4 separate regions of the Homo sapiens genome follow, and all the other regions are linked to region 1. The links are chromatin contacts, found by Hi-C or POLR2A ChIA-PET in ENCODE. All regions are on one chromosome and are shown on one strand. The core of a region is the stretch at or near the end of the contact, and the rest is flanking DNA. Distances in the headings are between cores, read along the strand shown.

The links. Hi-C counts contacts between places; a loop is a spot of excess contacts on that map. ChIA-PET counts read pairs that join two places held with the same protein, here RNA polymerase II (POLR2A). Pooled maps may share reads with other maps.
Region 2: a pooled map shows a loop between it and region 1 (6-fold over the local background). The contact joins the promoter of QDPR here to the promoter of BOD1L1 in region 1. A Hi-C loop is called at or near these places in 7 of 50 pooled maps.
Region 3: a map of gastrocnemius medialis shows a loop between it and region 1 (8-fold over the local background). The contact joins the promoter of ZNF518B here to the promoter of BOD1L1 in region 1. A Hi-C loop is called at or near these places in 4 of 168 maps with a recorded cell type or tissue (CD4-positive, alpha-beta T cell, CD8-positive, alpha-beta T cell, gastrocnemius medialis and 1 more) and 11 of 50 pooled maps. POLR2A ChIA-PET finds 5 or more read pairs at or near these places in 1 of 52 experiments (activated B cell).
Region 4: a loop to region 1 is called in a pooled map, with 10 times the contacts of the local background. The contact joins the enhancer-like site here to the promoter of BOD1L1 in region 1. A Hi-C loop is called at or near these places in 5 of 50 pooled maps.

What each region holds. Positions count from the first base shown.
Region 1 is chr4:13,625,795-13,629,589 of GRCh38, reverse strand. It overlaps BOD1L1 (biorientation of chromosomes in cell division 1 like 1), which reads left to right and starts at 1,865. Exons shown (of 26, transcript NM_148894.3): 1 at 1,865-2,245. The coding sequence starts at 2,003. It overlaps MIR5091 (microRNA 5091), which reads right to left and starts at 1,725; the gene lies at 1,633-1,725. RefSeq lists enhancers at 975-1,705, 1,709-1,868, 1,706-2,436 and a silencer at 2,009-2,208.
Region 2 is chr4:17,510,342-17,514,261 of GRCh38, reverse strand. QDPR (quinoid dihydropteridine reductase) reads left to right here and starts at 2,172. Exons shown (of 7, transcript NM_000320.3): 1 at 2,172-2,312. The coding sequence starts at 2,208. RefSeq lists a silencer at 1,964-2,543.
Region 3 is chr4:10,455,147-10,459,216 of GRCh38, reverse strand. ZNF518B (zinc finger protein 518B) reads left to right here and starts at 1,791. Exons shown (of 3, transcript NM_053042.3): 1 at 1,791-1,900. RefSeq lists a silencer at 1,676-2,315 and enhancers at 2,446-2,605, 1,868-2,683, 2,666-2,725.
Region 4 is chr4:10,179,686-10,183,593 of GRCh38, reverse strand. No RefSeq gene overlaps it. Among named protein-coding and RNA genes, the nearest start is that of WDR1, 65 kb to the right of the region's middle. Within about 2 kb of position 1,978, at least 3 of the 41 ENCODE cell types and tissues checked have a DNase peak (open chromatin) inside an H3K27ac peak, as active enhancers do.

The DNA of each region.
Region 1 (3,795 bases), core at 616-3,115:
ATTAGGTTATAAGGTAAACATTTAACATTCTTAACAAACCTTTTTTTTTCTTGTTTTTGAGAAGGGTCTCACTCTGTTGCTCAACCTGGAGTGTACTGGCCCCATCATGGCTCACTGCAGACTTGACTTCTTGGGCTCGGGTGATCCTCCCACCTAATCCTCCCAAGTAGGTAGGACTACAGGTGCACGCCACTACACCGCCTAATTTCTTTTATTTTTTTGTAGAGGTGGGGTCTTGCCATGTTGCCCAGGCTGGTCTTGAACTCTGGACTCAACCGATCCTCCCGCCTCAGCCTCCCAAAGTGCTAGGATTACAGGCGTGAGACACTGTGCCCAGTGACAAAGATTTTGAACTTGAATGAGCTAAATCTGCAGTTGCAAATTTTGACAAAAACATAATTTAACCACCTGATAACAAAAATAAATCTTATCCAAAACTATTTATGAAAATGAAAAATGTTTAGATATTCTCCAAACTTTCAGTATATCAGGTGAAAGGTACACCTCATTGAAAAAATCAGGTCTAATTCATAGTCATTTGGTATCTTGGTAAAACCTATCTGGTATATTTCCCAGAATCTGAAAGAGTGAAAAAATAAGGATTAAGTAAACAAATCCTTTGGCAAGCCAGGTGGTTTTCAGCTCTTTGCTTTCCATAAAATAGAAGGAGGGCCTAATTGAAGTCAGCTCATAGATAATCAAATCTAATTTTTTGAGGTCAAGAATTGAATGATATTGCTACAACAAAACTCTTCCATTCCTAGGCACAGTACTTGTTTATATGAACAAGGTTTCTCAGGGCACACAGCTATAAAAATTACAAATAGGAATAGAATTGATGCTCAACCCTTCTTTTCCTACTAATAAGATATATTCAGCCACAGATGTAGGAACTTTAAAAAGCAACAATATGCATTTTTCAATAAAGTTACACACACTATTTAGTAATTATGAAATTTTCTAATATTTATGTTGCTTTGACCACGTACTAATAATAATTTCAAAGATGATGCAGTCCAAAAGCAGGTGATTTGCTAGCTGTGTAATCTTACTCAACATACTTAATTTATCTGAGCCTTGGTTCCCTGATTTGCAAACTGGGGACAGTAATCAGACCTAGCTCTTAGTGTTTGTCCAAAGATTAAATGCGTTAATACATGTAAAAGCACTTAACGCCACGCTTGGTACATAATATGTGCTATAGATGTTTTACCTGCTATAATCATAGTAATCAATAGCAAATCTCCTAAAAATAAAAGCCTGTCGATTTGTCTTCACAGATAGGAAGAACGGGCTGGAGGGATCGGATCTAATCCACAGGCACACTGCCAGAAACAAGGGACCCCCACGGGGAAATGGTATGTGCAGGCAGAAGAGAGACAGAAGGAACTTGGAGCTACCTGCTGGGACAAGAATAGTGCAGGATCACAGGCTAAGAACGAAGAGGGTTGGGCGAAGTTAGAATGAGCAGATCCACGTAGGGTTCGCATTACAAATGTCTATGGATCTCTATGCACTGCTCCGGGAAACTGGAGCAAGAGAGGCAGGCCTAAAATGCCGTCGCGGATGAAGCGGGGCCAGAAACGCACTGCCCCCGCTCAGACCTAGGGCCCCAGGTGTCGCGCGGGTCGAAGCCCTAACCTCCAGGGACTCCAGACCCCTGCCGGTGACCTAAACCCCACAACCCGCGACCAGCACAGTCTTGTCGTCTCCGTCGCCACAGTCGCCGCCACTTCCGGCGCAGCTCGGCCTCGCGAGGGCGCTTGCGCCCGGCGACGGTCGAAACTGGCTCTTCGCGGCCTCCGTCGCCGGACTTTCGTCAATGTTGTCACCGTCTTTTCCTCCTTTCCCCCAGTTCCCTTTCACTTCCGGGGTTGCTCTGGATCCGCTGGTTCCGTAACAACATCCCGTTGGCTTCCCTCAGGCGGCGGGACCAGTGCAGCCGCCGCCTCCCAGGATCGTCCGCCGGTCAGGGCCCTTGCCCTCCCCGGCACAGGCCACCATGGCCACCAACCCACAGCCGCAGCCGCCTCCTCCGGCGCCGCCGCCTCCCCCGCCGCAGCCGCAGCCGCAGCCACCGCCGCCGCCGCCGGGCCCCGGGGCTGGCCCCGGCGCGGGCGGGGCGGGCGGCGCGGGTGCGGGCGCCGGGGACCCGCAGCTCGTGGCCATGATCGTGAACCACCTCAAGAGCCAGGGGCTCTTCGACCAGTTCCGCAGAGACTGCCTGGCCGACGTGGACACCAAGGTTAGGAGCGCGCCGGGTTTGGGGGTCTGCGAGGGAAGGGGAGGACCCAAGGGCGCGCTTCTTTTGCAGTGGCTTCCTCTTGGAGCTGCAGCTGTGTGCCACGGACTGTGCAAAGCACAGAGTGTTCATTCCTTAGCGTGTCCTTTGGTTCGTTTTACCGACTAGTGTTTAAGTACCTACTACGTGCCAGTCATGGTTTCGGCACAGTGATTACCCCGGTCTGATGAGCAAGACTAAGGCATTGTTCTTACAGGAACTGGTTTGGAAACAGTGGCGCTAACAGTAGCCAGTTTTGTATTCATTCTCATATCTGATGATTTTACTTTGTATCGAAGTTATGTTTGCCTTCTTTCTTGAAGGTTTCTGGGCGGTAAGGGCCTTTATCCTTTGGAGAAATGACTAAATGGTAATTGAATCAAGTTATGTGTAATATGCTTTGCTGGACATCGTGGGGGTGGGAGCGCAAAGATAAGGAGGCAAACCTGAGACAGGACTTTAGTATTGTTTCTAGCAGTGATTGCCTGATTTAGGTAACTTAGGCCATGTCACCATTCTAAGGTAAGAAGGGACAGGAAGGTGGGGTAGAGAGAACCGAGTCATTCAGTGGAGAAAAGATGCAGGAGAGGTGACAGCAGATACTGAAGTGGAGAAAGGACAGGAAAGAGAGCAGATTCAGGAGAGTAATGTAGAGAAGGGAAAGGACAGCAACAAGGTTCCCTGTCCAGAAAGAGAGGCTGGAAAGGGGAAGGGATTTTGTACCAAATGTCAGAGTGAAAGGGACATTAGCAGGAACAAGTAAACTTAGCTGGATTGGCAAAGAATTAGCCAAAGACACCAGGAAAGAGCAGTCAGTGAGATGGATGGAAAACCACAGTACAGTCTAGAATTCTGGAAGCAGAAAGCATGTTGGAAAATTAACTGGTTTGTAGGGGTTGTTTTTGTCTGCTTGTTAAATCTGGTTGGGTCCATTGGATTGGAGTTTTGATGAAATGAGGGTTTCCTTTTTTTTTTTTTTTTTTTTTTTTGAGACAGAGTCTCGCCCTGTCGCCAGGCTGGAATGCAATGGCGTGATCTCGGCTCACTGCAACCTCCGCCTCCCGGGTTCAAGCGACTCTCCTGTCTCAGCCTCCCAAGTAGCTGGGATTACAAGCGCGTGCCACCACGCCCTGCTAATTTTTGTATTTTTAGTAGACACAAGGTTTCACCGTGTTGGCCAGGATGGTCTCGATCTCCTGACCTCGTGATTCGCCCAGTAGGCATGAGCCACCGCGCCCGGTCGAGGGTTTTCTCATAGTATGTTTAGTTGTTCTGAGGAGCTTTGTATCTTTGAGAAATGCATGTTTACAACATCCACAGTTTCTTCTAAAGCTTTCAGGTGAACTGCACACAGTTCCACTATGTCTTCTGGGGAAACTCTTGAATATCCTGGTACATCTTCCTTTATAAGGACTCATACTGGGCCCACTATGTAAAACGTGGTTTTTCGGGATATTGGAGGTTTTGCACCACAGAGAATTCAATTCACTTGGGAGTGTTCATCTATTTAGGAA
Region 2 (3,920 bases), core at 923-3,422, 3.9 Mb before region 1:
AGTTGGGCAAAAGTGGAGCAGTAAAATTTCTTAGTTGGTCACAGAAGCCTGAAGGGGGGTTCAGGAAGTTGCACTGTTAACCAATAGGGGTCCCAGGAATCTCACTTGGAGAGTGTCAAGGAAGCAGAGGGACACATTAATGGAAATGTCAGTTTCCTTCCTCGCAACTGGGGCTCACTTCAGTGGCCACTCCACAATGAAAATAAAAATGAGAATTTCTGAGCCTGGGCAATGTAGTGAGACCTTATCTCTACAAAAAATAAAAAAAAAAAATAGTTGGGCCTGATGGCGTGTATTTGTAGTCCCAGCTACTGGAGGCTGAGGCTGGAAGACTGCTCCAGCCCAGGAGCTCAAGGCTGTAGTGAGCTATGATCATGCCACTCTGAGTAACAGAGTGAGATCCTGTCTCTTACTATATATACAGATGAGTGGCACTTTACCATGTACAAAATGCAAAATGCTTTGACCATATGCTTGCTCACCTCTGATGCTCCAGCAACCCTTTAAGGTAAACAGGAGATGCACGATTTCAGCCATTTCTCTCATGAAAAACTGGATGTCAGTGCTGGGGCTGAAATTCAGGTCTTTGAATTACAACAGCTCATCTTCATCCCAGTGACTTTGAAACAGCAAATGTTTTTCTGGTAAAAAATAACAGAATACATATAAAAGGCTCAGAAGACTGCTTGGCACATTAAGTGATCAATAATGTTAGTTCACGTTCTTATTTTAACATTAAGCATGCTTTGACAAGTCAGGACTTGCGTAAATATCATTGAGTCATATTTCTGCCGTCAGTGAGGGACCTGTGTCAACTTTTGGTGTTTTGAGGGTTAAGCAATTGTTTTCAGAAAAACTCTAAGGGAAACACTTGATTCCCAACAAGCCTTTGTCTTGCTGAACAAAGGTGTGGTTAAGTGGAACTCTAGCTATTGAAGACCTGTGTTCAAATTCCCACTCTTCCAGACAAGTGTCTGTGACTCTCATGCCTCAGCTTTCTAATCTGCATAGGATTATCGTGTGGAGTAAAGTGAAATAGCACAGGCAGATCACTTAGCGCAGTGCCTTGGATATAAGGAGCACTAAATAGATGGTGCTCTCCTCTCCATCCAGCCTCCTAGCAGTTCTATTTCTGATAATGAAGCTTCTGACAACAAAATGTGCTGCTGGCTGCATCCTCTTCTCTAGTGACATATTTCTGCATGCTTTACCTGGCACAAGTTTACTGAACAAACATCTGTGTCTGCTGTGTACAAGGTTATATGTGGATGGGAAGTGACACAAAGATGTATGTAATACAGGGTTCTGCTATCAAGAAGGTTATGAGAGTGTTAGAGCTCTGGTTCTCTATCAGTGATGAATTTGCCCCTAGGAGACAACTGTTAAATCTGGAGATATTTTTGATTCTTATGAGTGAGGGGTAGGGGTTTGCTATTGATTTCTAGTATATGCAGGCCAGGGATGCTGTAAATATCCTACAGTACCCAGGGCAGCACCTGTCACAAATAATTATCTGGCCCAAAATGTCAGTAGTGCTGTAGATGAGAGGCTCTGTGTTAAAGATACAGGCCATGGGCAGAAATAACTAATATACAAGGGAGAAAATGCCAGGATCTGTGTCTGGCGATGGGTGGCATATAGTAAAAGGGCCATTTGGATTAATGGGTATAAATTTACGGTTAGATAGAAGAAATAAGACCTAGTGTGGTTTGTCTCGTCTCGGCGGTGGACTTTCAGCTCCTTGAGCGGAGCGACCTCTTCTGTTTTTTTGGCAGGTGGGAATACTTAAATCTCTATTTTGATGCACAATTAAAAATAAAAAATTGCCAAAACAGTGGTCGAAAATTGTACTATACTATATTTTACATGCTTACACTTCACAAATTAATGCTCGTAAAACACCCGCTCTCCACCCTCCTCGCCCTTAGCCCGGCTCGCTGCACGCCCCGAGGCCCAGCACTTGCTGGCGGGTGGGAGGAGGGGCTTCGCCGATGTCCCCGTCCCAGGGGCAGGGCCTGGCCGAAGTTACAGTCCCTCCGGGTGGCGGGGCGCCCCGAGCGTGGCAGCGCGCTAGGCGGCAGCAGCGGGCGCGGAGCGGGGCGCGGCCGCCGCGCGTTCCCTCTTGGCGGGGTTGGCCGGCCGGGGCGGGGCGCGGCGCTCCGGCTCGAGGCATTCGGAGCTGCGGGAGCCGGGCTGGCAGGAGCAGGATGGCGGCGGCGGCGGCTGCAGGCGAGGCGCGCCGGGTGCTGGTGTACGGCGGCAGGGGCGCTCTGGGTTCTCGATGCGTGCAGGCTTTTCGGGCCCGCAACTGGGTAATGCTGCGGGCTGGGGCTGCTGGGTCTCCGCGGGGGTGGCCGGGGGCTTTCGTGTGGAACCCGGCGGGGGGCAGTCTAGAGGAAGGTGGGGGCCCCTGTGCACCCCCTGACTCGTGTTGCTTGCACGTGCGCGCACAGGTCTACGCGTCTATTCCTGTTTCCGAGTGCGTGCGCACGCCAGTCCCAGGGCGCTGGGCCTTTGCTGTGCAAGGAGGTGCTCCGTGGGCCTCCGCCAGACCCAAAAAGTCCGGCGTGACTCGGGAGAGAATTCCAAAGGGGAGGAACGGGAGCAGGGGTGAGAGGACGGAGAGAGAGTGTAGAAGGAAGGCTCTAGAATGAGACAGCCCAGTCCCGGTTACTAGTCATGAGACCGCGTATTGATTACCTAACGCCGTAGGACCTCGGTTTCCCCATTTGTACAACGGAGATTCTGACAGTGAGAGTTGGGACGATTAGATGAGATAATTGGTGTCGTTGCACATAAATTACCTGACGCCTGGTAAAAACTGTTTAAATGCTGTCTATTAATGTTACTATTACTACCCACCCCTGTTCTTTTAGCCCCATTGGATCTGACAGTTTGAAGGCTCAGCACGGAAAAACGCTGACGGCTTCTTTGCTCTGCAAAGACTATTTCAACTACTTTGCATAGTCAGGTGTCAATTTCCAGGAGGCGGCAAGTCGGAGCAGAGCTGATACATGGCCAAAGACCCTTGACCTCAGCCGCTCAGCAGGCCTCAGCAATTTCCCGGTGGAGACACTGCCAGCGGCAGCGTTCTGGGAGCTTAGTTAGCAGCAGCAGCACAGCAGCCTGGGCAAGAGTTCCCCTGGGACCAGAAAAAGGCTTTCAGGATTTTCTTTAAAAAAAAACTATCTAATTTTTATAGATGAAGGGGGCAAAAGTACAGTTTAGTTACATGGATATGTTGTGTAGTGGTGAAGTCTGGGCTTTTAGTGTAACCATCACCCAAATAGTGTACATTTACCAAGGTTTTCTTGTTGCTCAGAATCTGGTACAGGAATATGCTTCTGAAGAATTCAGTCACACCACTCCCTTCCTGCCACCCATCTGCTCAGTGCTTGGGGACACTGATGAGGGCGCTTTCCCAGGTCTTCAGAGATGCATGGTGGTGACAGAGGCAGCACTTCTGCCAAGGGCCAGGCACTGTGTTCCCAGTACCAGAGTTCCCATAGACTCTTAATGCCCCCAATATCTTTAAGGCAGTAGATCCTGTTAGCGTCATGTGTTAGAGGGTGAAGGCTGTGCTTTCTCCTGGTGGTGGCACTTTGGTTTACCTTGGTCTTGGCAGAATCTGGAGAGCTGATTTACCTCTGGCTCTTGGTCTTTCCCCTCCGAGCTTCTTCCTGCCATCTTAGGGAGGGCTAGGATGATGGAGACTTTTCATTGTTTCAGTATCCCCCATGGGATAACAAGTTAATTAATAATATAACAAATGTTGATGAATAGATGCTGTGTTTACAGCTTAAGGTAGAGATAATTATCTCTGGGGACTTCAGACCAAGAGACCCTGAGTAAGGACTGAACATCCCCTGTGCCAGGAGCTTTAGCATCTTCCATTTCATTTAATTCTTACACTGACCCTG
Region 3 (4,070 bases), core at 542-3,041, 3.2 Mb after region 1:
AGAGTAAGTTAACAGTCACTTCTATCTGCCAGGGACTGTGATAAGTCCTGACTTGCTTTCTCTTGTTTAATGTTGACAACCCCCTTGGGAGGAAGGACCTATTTTTCACTGAATTTTACATGAGAAACTGAGGTTCAGACAGGCTCACAACTTCTATGTGGCCGAACTGGGATTTATAACCAGTTCTCACTTCAGAAAAACTCCCAGGAGACCCACAGGTACCTTACATCAATTCTGTGTGACTTAAGAGGGCAGAACTGTGATGCATGAGTAGAAGTTATAAGGAGAGTTGCCTCTCCTTATAAAGTTTAGGACAATTTTCTAATGTCTAGACCTCAGATTCTCCAATACTTAGAATTAATAGTTTTTCCTGATGTGGCTCTGTTTGCCACTAGAGATTTTCAGGCAGTGGCTCCTAGTTTGGATTCTCAATGCCTTTCCCAACTTGACCCTACTCTTGAGGGAGACTTTGAACTCTCTGGCATATTCTCTCTGATAGGTGCTATCTGCACATAAATGTGTTTTTCTGAGAAGAGGTTCCTTAGCTTTTCTGAGCCCTAGGAGATAGAAAACCAGGACCCTAGCAGCTCCCTGATCAGGACCGAGGTTAGGAGCACTGCAGCCTAGGGCAGGAAGAAGGATTTGCTCTCTGGGCTGCTATTTTCTCTGCCCAGCTCCTGATACTTTAGTGGTGGAGGTTTTGCCCAGCTGCTGGACTTGTGGCTGAGCCTGTCTTCTTCAACTCCGCTTCTCCGTGTGGCAGTACTGCCCAGGCCCACATCTCCTCCGTGCAGCATACTGGCCGCTGTCCGTGCACGCCGACCTTTGGCCGCCAACAGGAAGGTGATGGAAACCAGCCTTGCCCCGCCCCCGCCTCCAGAGCTTTGAAATAAACTTTAGCTGTTCATCCCGAAGAAACTGTACTTCCCAGTGACGCTGCTCCCATGCCTCAACCTGCCCCTGCTGGAGAGCTGTTTCACTTTGTGGGGAGTCACTGATTGTGCGGGACCTGGCAATATGGTCTTCTTCTTTCCTCTTAGAGGCTCTATTCTAAATATGTCTTCCTTCCGGACCGTAGATGCAGGTGTATCTAGAGGGCAGTTGGCTCGCCCAAAATAGCACCGAAGTCCAGGAGGCAGGAAAGAAACTCTGGCATTAAATGAGCTCACACCCTCTCCAGACTCCCACAGTCATTGTCCCCTCTGACCCTCGCAACGCCCAACTGCTAGAGGAGGCTTTGCGCCTCACATACGACCTTCCCCGTCTTCAGAAATGAAGACACTGAGAGAGGTCAGGGGACTTTCTCGCCAAGGTCCAGCAGCTAAGATGTAAAGGAGTAGGGAGAGTCAGGATTTGTACCCAGGACTTCAAGGCCATCTCCTTCACTGAAGCTCTCCAAGAAGACGAGTTTGGAGGCTGAGGACCTGAGCTCCTCTTCTCTCGCTTTCACTCACCCACTGCAGGACTGCAGGCTCCAGGGAGGCAGGCGCCAAGGCCGCCCTCCGCGGGACCCGGTACAAGGCAGGCGCCCCGGGATGGCAGACTGGGCCAGGACCGAAGCCGAATCCTTCTTTTGCCTGCGGCATGGCTAAATGTGGACCTCGCTCGCTACGGTGCGAACGTGTTGGGTCAAGCTCTAAGCCCAGAAGTGGGGCTCGGCTGGGTCTGAGGCTCCCCGCTCTGGACAGCTTAGAAGCCCGGCGGGGGCGGGCGCAGCCTTAGAGACCTCAGGCGCCGGCCTCGCTGGAGCCGCGCCGCCGCTTCACATTGCGCACGCGCGGGGCTGGCGCGGGCTCCGCCCCCCGGGTAGGGACCTACAGCGGGCGCGGCGCCGGCGGTCTGCGGCCGGCGGTGTAGACGCCCCTTCGCCGGGACCTGGCACCCGAATCCGGCCTGCCGGGTAAGTAGCTGAGCGGGAGGGCGAGGGCCCCCGGATCCGCGTGTACGTGACCGAAGCGCCAGCTGCGGCCGGGTCGTGGGGGCGCGCGGGGCGGGGGCCTGACGGGGCCAGGCCGGGGCGGGTCGAGCGGCCGCGGCCCCGCGTGCCCGCGCTGAGGGCTGGCGTCGTGGCAAGTGGCACCGGGTAGGCCGAACGCGGGCTCCGGCTGGTGGGCGTGGGGCACCGGCTGGGGTGGGGGCCCGGGCCGCGGCTTGGCGCGCGTTGAGCAGGTACGCGGGCCTGGCCTAGGGTCGGGGTCCGGCCCGGCGCCCCCAGCTCGCCTTTGTGCGCCGCGACCCCGCGGACTCGGCCGACGCGCCGGGGCGACCGAGGCGGGGGTGGCAGCGTCCCGCGGGGCCGTTCGTGTGGCGCCGCTGGCCCGGCCTGCGCTCCCCGCCCCCAGCGTTATGAAGGATGCCTCCTCCGAGGGCTCCTACCGTCCGCGCCGAGCAGGAAGTGTCGTCAGGAGGCCATTTTTAAAGCCTCCTGCGGGCCTCGGAGCTGAGCGTTGACGGTTTTGGTTTTCTTCGGTTGGAAGAACCCCGGCCTTCCCTCGCGGCGAGCGGGACGCGCCTGGGAGACGACGATGCGCCCGATGCACCTGGCCTCGTCCTCCGAGCGCCCAGGCTCAGGCGCGCTCGCCTCGGATGCTGCCTGCCATCGGGGGAGCGTGCCGACAATAAACTCGAAAACCAGCCTGGCATTGTCTTTCCTTGAGAGGGTCAGGGGTGGGCTCGTCCATCGAGGTCCTGCGCATCTTTTACGGGGGGCGAGGACATAGGAGGTTGAGAAGAGATGGTGAAGGTTTGAATTGTTCCAAATGCTGATGTCATTGTGGGACCTCCCCATACCGGCCTGCCCGTCTTATCTTGGTGTCTTTGGGGTTTGGGGCTCTGTAAAGCCAAGAAATTGCAGGGTTCAAAAGAATGAAAGTTTCTTAACCAGAAAGGAAAAGCCAAAAGAGCGAACGGGAGAAAACACTTAAGTCTTTATAAGTTGGGTAGTTAATGTATCCCGTTACAATACCTCTGACTTTAAAAATTGTAATAATGAACGATTTATCAACGTAACATTAAAAAAAAAAACTACAGAGCATTATGTCCTATTTAAAAGTACAAATCTACGTAGCTAAACTCTAATGTTGTGTTAGACTCTTTAAACCATCTTAAGTTTAGACTTGAAATCACCAAGAATTAAGACAAACCTGGGTCTCTAGAAGCTTGCAGTACTCTTCTACAGTAGAGCAGAGACTGAGGATGGGAATACATCTCTTTTCTCTCTCTTGAGTCACATATGCAAAGTTCAGCCCAGCATATGATGTCAGTACACAGCCAAGGGTTCAGAAAATATTGTTTTAGAAACCAATGTTATATACTGTTGTCTCTTTGAGTAGAATACAAATAGTTCTTTTTTAAAATTGTGTGATATTGATATCTTTAACTAGGATGCAATTTTTAAAAGTTACTTTCATCTTGGATCAAATTTAGCCTTCAAAAATAACACTTTTTTGCGTAGACAGTTTGCTATGCTGATAACATTCATTGCAAATGCAATTTGAAAAGAGCAGACAAAGGATGGCATTCCTTTATTTATTGGGACTCCTTTCTGATGTATTATACCCGATCTGAAGATCTTAAAAATGCAAAATGGCAATTAAAAAAATCCATTTAGATCTCTAGAGATTTATTTGCCTTTAAGTAAGGGCATCGGGGCCAGTTTTTGTGCAAAAGGAAGAACAAAGAACATTTTATTTTTGTCTCTGTGAAGCCTGCTCTTTCATTCATTCATTCACTCATTCTTTCAACCAGTACGAACCTTATTGAGTGCCTTCCTTGGCCAAACCCTTCGCTATTGATCATGATAAACAAGATCCTTACCAGGGAGGGTTTCCCCAATCATGATTGTTCTCAAACTGCCTGCTGTCTACTGCATTTTCTTTGTTATGCAAACTCAGCTAACTGCAATTTCCAGGATTCATCCTTGGAGTGAAAGCAGCTACAGATCAGCCAGTCTAAACATTGTCATCATAGGGTGAGGGTGGGGAGGCATCAAAATCAACTAGGGAGAATTTTAAACCATATGCCTGAGCCCCACCCTAGGAAATGGTAACCTGATCTGCTAGGTTGCATGT
Region 4 (3,908 bases), core at 729-3,228, 3.4 Mb after region 1:
TAAGATACTAGTTGAGATTGTGAGTAAAGGGAACTCTTATCCACTGCTGGTAGGAGTGTCAATTACTTTATTGTGGAAAGTAGTGTGGCAATTCCTCAAAGAACTTAATTACCCTTCAACCCAGCAATCCCATTTAAGTATATGTCAAAGAAATATAAAATCATTCTGAGGCAGGTGATGGTGCTCAGACACTGGACCAATTTGAAGATAGGGACAGGGCTAGCAGAAGCAACTTTCCATAAGACACCCCGAGTGTGCCATGTCAGTTTACTGTTGCCAAGGCAATGCCCAGAAGTTAGCACCCGCTTCCGTGGCAACAGCCTCACCACCTAGAAGTTACCACCCTTTTTCCTGGAAATTCTGTGTAATCCACCCCTTGATTTGCATATAGTAAAAGGGGGTATGAGTACAGAAGTGCCTGTGAGCTGCTACTCTGGGCTCACTGCCTATGGGATAAGCCCTGCTCCACCAGGAGCTATACCCTCTGCCACTGCTGTATCCTATCCTGCCACCTCCATAACAGTAGCTGTCTAATACCATTGGCTCACCCTTGAATTCTTTCCTGGATGAAGCCAAAAACCCCTTCTGGGCTAAGCCCCAATTCTGGGCCTTACCTGTCCTGTATCAGTTCTGCCATGAAGACAGGCATGTGTCTATTCATTCCAGCATTATTTTCAATATCAAAAACACAGAATCGACCTAAATGCCCACAGATGGTAGACTGGATAGAGACAATGTGGTACATATACACCGTGGAATACTATGAAGCCATAGAAAGGAATGAGGTCATGTCCTTTGCAGCAATATGGAGCTGGAAACCATTCCTCTAGATGTGCTAACACAGAAGTGAAAAAACAAATACATATGTTCTTTTTACATGGGAGGCCAAACAAGATGACCACAGATACTGGGAGGGGAACAACATACACTGAGGCCTACTTGAGGGTGGAGGATAAGAAATACCCATTGATATTACATGTATTACCCAGGTGACAATTATCTGTATACCAATCCCACAACACAGCTTACCTACAACATGTCCCGCACATGGACTCCTGGACCTAAAATAAGACCAGGAATTCTTTAAAGATTAGGAATTCTACAAATGTCAGTGTTAATTTAGTCATGATAAATGTCTATCAACTAAGCTATGTAGTATGGTTAAGCACGTTTCCTAGAAGGCTCTAGAAATGTAAAGTCTTAACAGAAAGTGCTATGTTAGTAAGTGGAACTAACGTATAGTCAGTTTGACATGTTGAAGTCAAATACACGCTGGGACAGCTGTCAGCAGTGCAGGGGTCACAGCAAAGGAGCCAGCAATCGGTCCTCCAAGGACTCACCCACAAGCAGCATGAGGGCAGGTTCTCTCAGCCTCTGCCCAGATAGGATGCTATTGGGCCACATGTAGCCTATGTGAAGTCATGAAGGCCATTCAGACCCACACTGGGCTGTACTGCATGAGGACACGATGGCTGTGGTGCAAGTCCCAGGACATAATGGTGAAAAGGATGTCCCTCAGTGACAGGGAAAGAGCCAGGACATTCAGAAGCCCCAGGAGCTCATTTAGGAAAAATATCCACATATGCACACTTTCATACAGGTTAGAGAACAGTGATGCAACACAAGGACCTCATCAGAAGAGTTCAGGAAAGCATTCCTGCCTGGAGCAGTTCATACCACGCAGGGATCGAATCAACTCTGACTACCTCGTCATGCAAACTGAGTTGCTCTTTGAAGGTGAGAATCATGAGTAAGGGAGAAGCCTATCTTAAATACACTCTAAAGCCAGTGAGATACACAGCTACTGAATTACCTAGACCTTTCCTGGCATTGTGCATCCACACAGATGGTTTGAGTCACAAGTTTTAGGCAACAAAAAGATCAAGTGACAGACATCTCTCTCCATGTCAGTGCCAAGCTGAGGTCCATTTCTCATTCTCCAGGGCATCAGCTTCCACAGCACAAATTCCATAACTGCACTCTTTTGTGTGACTCAGTTCCTGTGATGCATATAGAGGATGTAGTCTTGAATTCAGTTGGAATGAAGTGCACCCTCTACAAGATTATCTCAGCTCTCCAAGTTCTAGACACTCCTATCTACTTGCCGTTATTTACATTTATGTCTGTCCTTATATCTCCCTAAACCTTCAGGTGGGATTCTTCAAGCTAAAGATTGCCTCTAAACTTCAGAGCCAGCAAACTTGTGAATCTTAATTTGAAAGCCTCCTTGAGTGACAGTCATGAACTAGAGTGTTCTTGGTAGATAGAAGTGGAATATGCAAACTCATGGTGGTTTAAGAAGGGAAGGACATTGACAGGAAGTGAAGTCATCTAGAGACCTCAACATGAGCAGAGGAAGATAAGAGGAGCTCAGGGACTATTGTTCTGACTGCCCCAGTGATTACTCCAGCAGACACTCTGGAGCCCAGAGGCTTCCATCACACACGTCCACTGTCAGAGGAAGCTGAAAGACTTGATATCCAGCCAGCTGGGAGTGGAGTGTTAGCGGTATGGGCACTGCTACCATCATGAGTGGCTCTCAAAACAGCTGGGTTCTACATCCATTTCAATCACGAAGCAGACAACCATGAGAACCTTGGTCCCTGAAGGATCTCTGCATGCTGAGAAATTAGTGCCAATTCTTTAAGAGGAATTTCTATGACTTCTTCCTGTATCAAGGGACAAGGCATAAGAGATAAGGAAAAAAACCACAAGTGTGTCAATTCCCTGTCAGTGGTGTATAAGCCCAAAATTACCCCCTGGGTACCCAGAAACCATAACTGACCACAGCAACAGTATATTCCAACCACAGGGCTCACGGTGCATTATCACAGTCCCTGCAACAAGGTTGATGGGGGTCTGTTCCCCAGTCTACATCCCTTAACATTGTTTCAGGTTGCCACCAGGACACCAGTGAACAGGAGGCCTAGACCTTTTCCCTGAAAAGGGAACCAAACAAGGATTCTTAGGTTTAAGCCATAGGGCCAAGATCACTCAAGTATAGAAAAAGATGAAATATGTAGAGAATTCAAAGCATCATGATTCTGTTTAAGTCATTCTATGACCAAAAAAAAAAAAAAAAAAAAGCCCTATCACTGTGGTGTGGCCAAGTATTCAAACTATTTGAAGATCATAAAGCCTCGGATGTTTCTTTTGGTCATAGACTACATATAACCAAGTAACTATCAACAGTTCTCAGTTACTCAGTCTTCCCCATTGACAGGTTCACCAAAGGCTGTCCTCTCTTCCCTCTCTGGTTCTACCAAAAGCCTATGAAGGATCCAATTCTGCAGGTAGACCCTACATTTCAGTCCCCACTCTAGATCAGCCAGGACCCACGTAAGACCACTTGCATATCTATATCCACCCTACACTGGCTCCCCAGTGCTGACTAGGACTCAAGGACATGTGACTGACTTATGTCAAGAGCACATCTCTGCTGGCAGGAATACGATGAACACCTGCCCCAAATACCACAGGTCCTGTTTCTTCATCTAGCTCAGCCTACCCAGGATCTGTGATTAGGGTTTAATGAGACTGGCAGAGAGGTTCCTGTCTTCCCCTAAGAGGGCAATTCACAAGCCCCCATAAAAAGTCCTTCCATGCTTTCTTCTAGTATCGGGATCCCTTTCAGGTATTAAGCAATGAAGATCTGGTCAACTAAGGAGACAGCAAGTTTTGAATACAGCCTCACCCCTTTGTAAACATTGACACCATCCACATTTCCAAAGTTACAGATTAGAGAATAGTCAGAAAACACAAGGACCTTATCAGAAAGGTTCAGGAAAGCATTCCTGCCACCCAGAGCAATTCACACCATCCAGGGATTAAATTGACTGGCTCTTTATGGCAAACTAAACTGCTTTTCAGAGAGCCTCAGTAGTCTGTCAGCTCTGAAAACGGTGAGG